Linked DNA regions of Homo sapiens: region 2 is linked to region 1. A link is an interaction called in ENCODE POLR2A ChIA-PET data of the cell type or tissue named here. Cell type or tissue: PC-9. All regions are shown on one strand. Each heading gives the region's core, and the rest is flanking DNA. Links, peaks and the distances in the headings are about the cores only. Region 1 has its middle 73 kb from the start of MCF2L-AS1. Region 2 overlaps GRTP1 (growth hormone regulated TBC protein 1).

The links. Peaks named below come from ENCODE experiments on the same cell type or tissue, not always from the same donor. Only the 100,000 strongest peaks of a DNase experiment are listed, where the experiment ranks them.
Region 2: POLR2A ChIA-PET joins it to region 1 with 6 read pairs; 1 of 35 experiments calls an interaction of 5 or more read pairs at or near these places.

Annotation. Positions count from the first base shown.
Region 1 is chr13:112,893,207-112,897,587 of GRCh38, reverse strand. It overlaps a transcript of MCF2L not described here. Among named protein-coding and RNA genes, the nearest start is that of MCF2L-AS1, 73 kb to the left of the region's middle. In PC-9, for the core only: no CTCF peak of the experiment used is centred there; no DNase peak of the experiment used is centred there; H3K4me3 peaks cover 357 bases; H3K27me3 peaks cover 3,349 bases.
Region 2 is chr13:113,328,933-113,333,313 of GRCh38, reverse strand. All of the region lies in intron 5 of GRTP1 (growth hormone regulated TBC protein 1), which reads left to right. Among named protein-coding and RNA genes, the nearest start is that of GRTP1-AS1, 21 kb to the left of the region's middle. In PC-9, for the core only: no CTCF peak of the experiment used is centred there; a DNase peak (open chromatin) is centred at 1,713; H3K4me3 peaks cover 417 bases; H3K27ac peaks cover 559 bases.

The DNA.
Region 1 (4,381 bases), core at 270-4,269:
TTTCTCAACAGGTGGGGCTGCATGGCCCCCAACAGGGACTTACATCCTACATTTCATCCGGGACGTCCCACAGCTTCCCAGCTCTGGTTCCAATGGCCGCTTGAGCCATCATTGTCCCTGCTGTGGAACCCCATGGGGACGACCTTTCAGGGCTCCGAGGAGATCCCAGGCATGGCTGGGGAGGAGGAGTGGGCTTCCTGTGAACCCCGCAGAGCCGGCTGGGGCAGCCCTGATGCTCAACTGAGTCCGGTTCATGCTGGGCTCCTGACCACCACGTTCACGATGGTGGCCCTCACAGATGTCCAAAAGCTTCTCGGTGGCCATACCGTGTCCCGTATCCTACCGTTGGCTGAAAGCTCGGAGAGGTTCACTTTAGGACGCCAGGAGCGACCCTCATGATGTAGCTTTCCCAAAGCGGGGGTTGCCATGAACAGGCCATGTGAGTCAGAGGCCACCAAGGCCCCTGGACAAGACTTGAAATTCTCAAAGTGCCACTGCTGCTTCCAGCTGGCCACGCACTAAAGACTCTGCCACCCGCACTCCGAGCTGGGGCCCTGTGCTCTGCCGGCCTGGCCTCCTCTCAGGGTGGGCTCTCAGCCTGCATGGCCCCTGACCAGTGCCCTGCTGTCCCCTGAAGGACCCTCCACAGGGAATCCACTGATGACTCAAGTTGGAACCTAGAAACACCACTGAGTACCTGCCGAAGACGCAGGGCCCTGTTCCATCTGTGAGGCGGGAAGCTCTGTGGTGGGACTCAGGAACCTGCATTGGGATGCCAGAGGGATGCTGTCACCAAGATGCAGCCCAGAGCCGTGCACCTGCCACATGAGAGTCTCACAGCGTCCTTGGGAGCCATTGCAGACAGTGAAGCGGGGTGGGCTGAACAGAAAGGTGAGCTGCACCCAGAACCTTACAACTCCATCCTTCTGGTCACAGTGCTAACTGTGGCTGCTCCAGGAGCCTCCAAAAATGATCCCAAATCATCTCAACTGGTGACAAAAGGCTGCCAACCGGTGGCGTTCCTGGCCAGTCTATCTACACGACTCATCTCCTCCATGCCCTCTGCCAATCCCAGGCCTTCTCCCACCACGTTACAAATGCAAATTACATGGCTGTAAAGACAGGGGGGGCCTCTCTTCTGAAGTGACCTGGAGTCACCAAGAGGCTGCCTTTCCAAAATAAACGTTCAGATTCCAGTCAAAGTCTTCCCTGGGGTCCTCGATGTGAGCAAGGGTGCATCTCCACAGCAGAGGTGACTGGGACCACCCATTTGGGGACCAGGTAAAGGGAAACCTCAGGAGGAGGCCTCGGGGGGGCGGTGAAGAGACCTGAATTCCAGAGAAGGACAGATGTGAAGCTGCACACAGACCTTTCATCTTGCAGCGAATCCATCACCTTGGTGAGGATGATGACTGTGCCCCTTCCCCTCTGCACCTGGCTGTGCCTGCAGGCCCTGAAGTCAGCACAGTGATGGGGGAGGTGGTGCCACGGGGTCCCTGCCAAAGTCTGCAGGTTCCTAAGCCCACCGTCTAACGTTGCAGACCCTTCACGGATTCCAGCAGTTTCCCACAATCTCAGGTTTCACAGCAATTCTGTCAGGCCCCCAGGGGAGGGGCCCCCCTCATTTCACAGACGTGTGGGGGGTTCTTGGGGATACCCAATGTGGAAGTTTGAGCCACGGACACCTGGGCCCCTACACAGCCCGGTGAAATCGGGGACACCGGGACCGCTGCACAGCCCGGTGAAATCGGGGACGCCTGGGCCCCTGCACAGCCCGGTGAAGTTGGGACCTGGGAGGGCGGAGCCGGCCCCACAGGATGGGGAAGAGCTGAAGGAGAGTCCTGAGGGAGCCTTAAAACCCGGGTCTCCTGCCCACCTAGCTGTCAGCTTGCCCCAGAGTCCTCACTGCCCCCCTGGGACTGAGGGCTCCACAGGCTCCCGGGGTCCCGTCCCCCCAGCTACCCACGGAGGCTGCAGAACTCAGGCAATGCCTGGGTGTGCACTCCGTTCTCACGACCAGCCCTGGACCCCTCGCTCCACAGTTCGCATGTTAGGAGTCCTGGGGGCTAGAGGCTCCTCCTCAGTCCCAGCATCCAGCACCCACCTGGCCATGTGGGTCTCCTGCTTGCCAGGGAGGGGACCACACCGACACTCTGCAGCCTGCAGCCCTGGGGACTGCATTTCTATTTTTGTGGTCAGCCGTGTCGGTCCCCGTGGCCACACATCCTGGGGCCTCCTACAGCCATGCCGGCACATCCTGCCTGGGCGGCCCGGGCCACCTTAACCCCTTCGGGGTCCCGGCTCTGTGAGGGTCATGCGGGCCACGCCCCTGGGCGGGAGTCTCCAGGGAGTGAGCCTGCCTGGGCTCCAGAGCCCCCTCTGGCCCAGCCCTCCCGCAGCATCCTATATAAGGGTCTGAAGCAAGGCCAGGGGCCCACAGCTGGGAGAAGAGCCACAGAGGGCCCACGGCAACCAAGCCAGGTCAAAAGGAGCTCCCAGGAGGAGTCCGCCCAGCCCGCGCTCCACGGCCTTCCCGCTGTCTGTTTGGGGACCTGTGGCCAAGGGGACCCTGGCCCGGGACAAGCAGGCAGATGAAAGATGCAGATGTGGGCCCGACCCCAGGCTACCCTCCCCTCCAGCACTGTCCCCAGCCACCAGGTGTGGGCCCGACCCCAGCCGGACCCCAGGCTACCCTTCCCTCCAGCCCTGTCCCTAGGCGCTGTCCTGGACACTGGCCCCCCATCGCTCTGGCAGGAAGGGGTGGGCAGAGCTCCCGGGGTGGTCCTACGAGGTGCCCAAGGGATCGTCGGCAGAAGCCCGTCCAGGGGGTGACACCTGCCGGGGTGTGAGGGCCCCCGTGACAATGCGGAGGGGCCCTGGGCGCCTGGACACTCGCGGGGTCTCCTCCACTGCCATTTCGAGCCCCCCAGGCGCCTCGAAGTTCCCAGCGCAGGACGCTGGGCAGGGGCCGCGGGGGCCGATCCCAGGCCGCCCTGACCGCGAGCCGGGTCCCAGCGCCTGTCCCCAGCCAGGCTAAGGGGGACGCGGGGGAGACGGCCCCGCTCCGGGAGCGACCGCGACGCTTCCTGCCCGGCTCCGCCCCGCGCCCCCTCCCGTCACCCCCGCGCCCCCTCCAGGCCCCCGCCCCGCGCGCACCTGCCGCCCGTGGTGCTGCCCTCCCGCGTCCGCCGAGCTCCGCGCCCCGCAGGTGTCCGCGCGTCCTGACGCCTCCTCCCAGGGCTGCGCCGACACTGGGCGGGGAGAGAGAAGGGGCGGGGCGGGGCGGGGGCGGGCCGGAGGGGGAGGGGCGGAGAGGGGCCCGGGGGCGGGGGCGGGGCGGGGGCCAGAGCCCAGAGCGGAGGGGGAAGGGCGGCGAGGCGGGGCGATGGGAACAGCCTGCCCCTCTCCCCCTCTCCCCCTCTCCCACCCATTGCTCTCCTCACCCATCCCCCTCTTCCCCCTCCTCCCCGCCGTGCCCGAGGCGGGGGAGGGGGCGACAGGGGGAGGTGTGACCGGGGCGGGCAGCGGGGCGGGGTCGTGCCTAATGGGTGCAGTTCCTGCCACCTGGGGTCACCCTCGGCCCCTTCCAGAGGGGAGAGGGCTGGACAAGGGGACGGGTCGGAGGTCTTCTGGGGCCCAGGCCTCACTTCCTTGGGCTCACATGTAAAACGGGGTCCCACCTGCCCCCCTGGATCCGAGCCAGCTGGCAGGGAAGTTGTGTCCACTCTGAAGCCCCACAGGGACCCAGCTGGGATCGCCCTAGCTGGGATCGCCCTAGCTGGACCCTTCCCTGCAGCTTCCCAGGAGAAAGCTGGGGCACGTGGGACAGGGCTGGGGCCGCTGGAATGTGGCCCAGCTGAGCTGACCAGCCTGTGACATCAGAGAAGTCACTAACAAACCCTTCTGGCCTGTGTTCTCATCTGTGCAGCCGTCCCAGAGCGTCCTGGGGTCCACGGGTTAGTGCACACAGAGCTCCCAGCATGCCAAAGAGCAGACAGATTACCAGTTAACTAGGTTAGCAGCAGAAATCAGGGCTGCCCCTGTTACGTATCAGAAGGGCTAGGGTTTCCCATGTTTAGGTCCTAGGGTAAAAAGGGACAAGAACCCACCTCACTCCTCAGTACTGGAGTGGGTAAGGAGCCGCTGGTCTGTGGGTCGCGGTACAGGACGCTGGCCCCTGTCAGCGCGGCCTCACTTTGGTACCTAACAGTGCAGCAGAAGTTGTTTGCAAAACAAACAAAACAAAACAAAAAAACTATAAAAGACCCCACCATTTAATTCTTGTGTCTCCAAGATTCAGTGGAAACTTATTGATAACTTAAAAACAAAGTAAAGTGGCATAAAAAGGTGAAATCATGGAAGATGTGGACCCAGCTATAGA
Region 2 (4,381 bases), core at 146-4,145, 440 kb before region 1:
CCATGTGCATGGGCACCTGGGCTGTGTGTCTTAGCATTGCCCCGGGTTACACGTGAGGAACCCTTGGGCCCCTTCGGTCTGTGCGTGGGAATCTGCACCTCTTTCTCTTCCTGTCCAAGCACTTGGGTAAGCCAACCCTCCGAGCTCGGCGCCTCAGGCTTTCCTGATGAGGATACCCCAGCGCCCTCCGGCTGGGCCCCTCTCCTCGAAATTTCCTGCAGACTGGTGGCTGAATCAAGACCTGATGTCATGAGTCCATTAGAAGAGGCGGGATAAATGCTGGTCCCTTGGCTTTATGTCCCCGCCCTCAAAATAATAAATTGGCGTCTGGTCACTAGAAGGCGGTTGGTCAGTGCTGTGTGTCCATGTCAACTGTGGACTCCTGGGCTGCACACACTGGAGGGTTTTTATCCTTCTTGAAGCTCAGGTTGGCCCATCTGTGGCCAGCGGGAGCCTCTTCTGGTTGGCCCCTGAGTCCTGTGGATGTGAATGTGGCGCCGACGGCTTCCTCGAGTCTGCAGGACAGGCTACTCTGGGCTCACCCCATGGGCCTTCTGCCCCAGACCTGGACCCGCCTGTTTCTCCAGGAAACTCTGGCGTAATGTGTGTCACTGGGCCTTTGTCAGTGTGGCTCCTGAAGCTTGTTCTTGGGTGGATTCCTCGGGATGTGTTTGTGGGAACTGTCCTTACGGAGTGCTTGAAGACCGTCGGGTGGGATCTGGGAACTGGGAGGTGGTGTCGGTGTTGACTAGTGTCGAGGTGGCCATACTGTTGTTTGGGGAAGCACGCCCTGGAGTATTTGGTGCGATGGGGCAGTGAGTGTGCAGCTCTGCCTCACACAGTCCAGGGGATGGAGGCAGGTGTGCGTGTGCACGTGTGTGCCTGTGTGGTGTGCGTGTGCACGTGTGTACCTGTGTGTGGCGTGCGTGTGCGTGTGTGGTGTGCGTGTGCACGTGTGTACCTGTGTGTGGCGTGCGTGTGCACGTGTGTACCTGTGTGTGGCGTGCGTGTGCACGTGTGGTGTGTGTGTGCACGTGTGTACCTGTGTGTGGTGTGCGTGTGCACGTGTGTACCTGTGTGTGGTGTGCGTGCAGATAGGGAGGTGACGGGGGAGCAAATGTGCTGAAATGTTCACAGTCAGGGAATCTGATGGGGATGTGGGGGTTCTTTGTGCAGTTCTTATTGTTGCTATTTCATGGCTAGGTTTTTTAAAATTTATTTTTTATTTTGTTGCCCAGGCTGGTCTGGAACTCCTGGGCTCAAGCAATCCTCCCACCTCGGCCTCCCAGAGTGCTGGGATTACAGGCATAAGACATGGCACCCGGCCCAAAATACCTTTTTTTAAATGTAAACAAAAGGCTAGGCATGGTGGGTCACGCCTGTAATCTCAGCACTTTGGGAGGCCGAGGTGGGTGGATCGCCTGAGGTCAGGAATTCGAGACCAGCCTGGCCAACATGATGAAACCCCGTCTCTACTAAAAATACAAAAAATTAGCCGGGCCTGGTGTCGGATGCCTGTGATCCCAGCTACTCAGGAGGCTGAGGCAGGAGAATCGCTTTAACCTGGGAGGCGGAGGTTGCAGTGAGCCGAGATTATACCACTGCACTCCAGCCTGGGTGACAGAGTGAGACTCTGTCTAAAAAAAAAAAAAAAAAAAAAAAAAAGTAAACCAAACAGCAAAACCAGCCTTGCAGCTTCCTTGCTGTAACCTGAGCTGCGTCTGAGAAGGCTCACGCCCTGTAAGGGCTGTGCCACGCCGAAGTCTTCTCAGGAAAAGAGATGCAGAGAGGCTGGCTCGGGCAGTGGGGGTGCGCAGCTGCTGGGTGGGCACCCGGGTGGCTCCTGCACTGGCTGTCCTTGCTGTGCCTTCTTGGCATCTCCTCCTGGGCCGCCTCCCATGCTGCAGCCCGTGCCTCCTGGTATCCCAGCCCCGCAGCTGTGGTCACTCACAGAGGCAAGGCCATCCTGGTAGCAGCCGCCCCTGAGCCCCCAACCCCCAGGTCATGCACCTGGTCTCTGCCATGGTCAATCCTGTGGCTCAGATGAGGAGCAAAGACCATGTCTGTTGGGAAGAGGTGGATTCCTCCTATCTGGATGGAAGCCGGGGCTGGGCAGGTGCTTCTTCACAGGAGAGCTGCGACCGGTTTCCATGCACACACCCGGGTTCCCATGCACACACCTAGGCTTTCGTGCACACACCCGGGCTCCCATGCACACACCTGGGCTCCCGTGCACACACCTGGGTTTCCATCCACGCACCTGGGCTCCCATGCACACACCTGTGCTCCAATGCACACACCTGGCTTTCCATGCACACGCCTGGGCTCCCATGCACACACTGGGCTCCCATGCACACACCTGGTTTTCCATGCACACACCTGGGCTCCCATGCACACACCCGGGCTCCCATGCACACACCCGGGTTTCCATGCACACACCTGGGCTTCCATGCACACACCTGGGTTTCCTTCCACACACCTGGGCTCCCATGCACACACCTGGGTTTCCATCCACGCACCTGGGCTCCATGCACGCACCTGAGTTTCCACGCACACACCTGGGCTCCCATGCACACACCTGGGTTTCCATGCACACACCCGGGTTTCCATGCACACACCTGGGCTCCCATGCACACACCTGGGTTTCCATGCACACACCTGGGCTCCCATGCACACACCTGGGCTCCCATGCACACACCTGGGCTCCCATGCACACACCTGGGTTTCCATGCACACACCTGGGCTCCCATGCACACACCTGGGCTCCCATGCACACACCTGGGTTTCCATGCACACACCTGGGCTCCCATGCACACACCTGGGCTCCCATGCACACACCTGGGTTTTTATGCACACACCCGGGCTCCCATGCACACACCCGGGCTCCCATGCACACACCCGGGTTTCCATGCACACACCTGGGCTTCCATGCACACACCTGGGTTTCCTTCCACACACCTGGGCTCCCATGCACACACCTGGGTTTCCATCCACGCACCTGGGCTCCATGCACGCACCTGAGTTTCCACGCACACACCTGGGCTCCCATGCACACACCTGGGTTTCCATGCACACACCCGGGTTTCCATCCACGCACCTGGGCTCCCATGCACACATCTGGGTTTCCATCCACGCACCTGGGCTCCCATGCACGCACCTGAGTTTCCATGCACACTCCTGGGTTTCCATGCACACACCCGGGTTTCCATGCACACACCCGGGTTTCCATGCACGCACCCGGGTTTCCATGCACGCACCCGGGTTTCCATGCAGGCACCTGGGTTTCCATGTACGCACCTGGGCTCCCATGCACGCACCCGGGCTCCCATGCACACACCTGGTTTTCCATGCACACTTGCATCAGCTACATCCCCTGCCCACCTGGGCGCCCAGCTCCCTCCTTGGCATTGACGCCATTATCTCATTCACGTAACCATTTTCTGATTATCTTTTATGAGTCACTTCCATTGTGTTAATACTGAAGAAGAGGGAGAAGTCTAGATAAAGATCGGAACCGCCCACTACCCCTATCAGTGGGGGTGAGCCCCACAAATGGTATTTTTGGTGCAAGCCTGGGTCGTCTTTTCTATGCACATGGGGCAGCTATTTTAGAAACACTTGGAGTGCTTTGTATGTAGTCCCGCATCCCATCTTTTTCATTTGACATCACGTGGTGGGAATTTCCACACATCTTGCAGTAATTTATTTTTATTTTTATTTTTTATTTTTTGAGATGGAGTTTCACTCTGTTGCCCAGGCTGGAGTGCAGTGGCACGATCTCGGCTCACTGCAACCTTCATCTCCCGGGTCAAGCAATTCTCCTGCTCAGCCTCCTGAGTAGCTGAGTAGCTGGGATTACAGGTGCTGGCCACCACGCCCAGCTAATTTTTGTATTTTTAGTAGAGATGGGTTTTCACCATGTTGGCCCGGCTAGTCTCAAACTTCTGACCTCAGGTGATCTACCCGTCTCAGCCTCCCAAAGTGCTGCGATTACAGGTGTGAGCCACTGCACCCGGCCAATGCGGTAATTTTTAAGCTCTCTCCCAATGTCTCCGTGGCACTGCAGAGTGTGTTATGCGTGGATTATACCTTCCTTAACTGTCGGTGGCCAGGGAGGAAGAAAGGTCTTCCCCTGTACACCTTAGGTCCCCCAGCTGGGCTCTGTACATGGGACTGGCCGAAGACTGAATAATGAGTGAGAAAAAGACGCTTATCAACACGTGTCACGCACACCCTGGAGAGCACCCGGATCGGGGGACATAAAGCGTGGCTGGCGCCTGGGCGCATTCACCATCCTGGGCAGCCTGCTACCTTCAGGCTTCTGGGCAGGGAAGGGAACCAGGAGAATTTAGTCCACAGGCTGCTTTGTAAGGTTTGAGAT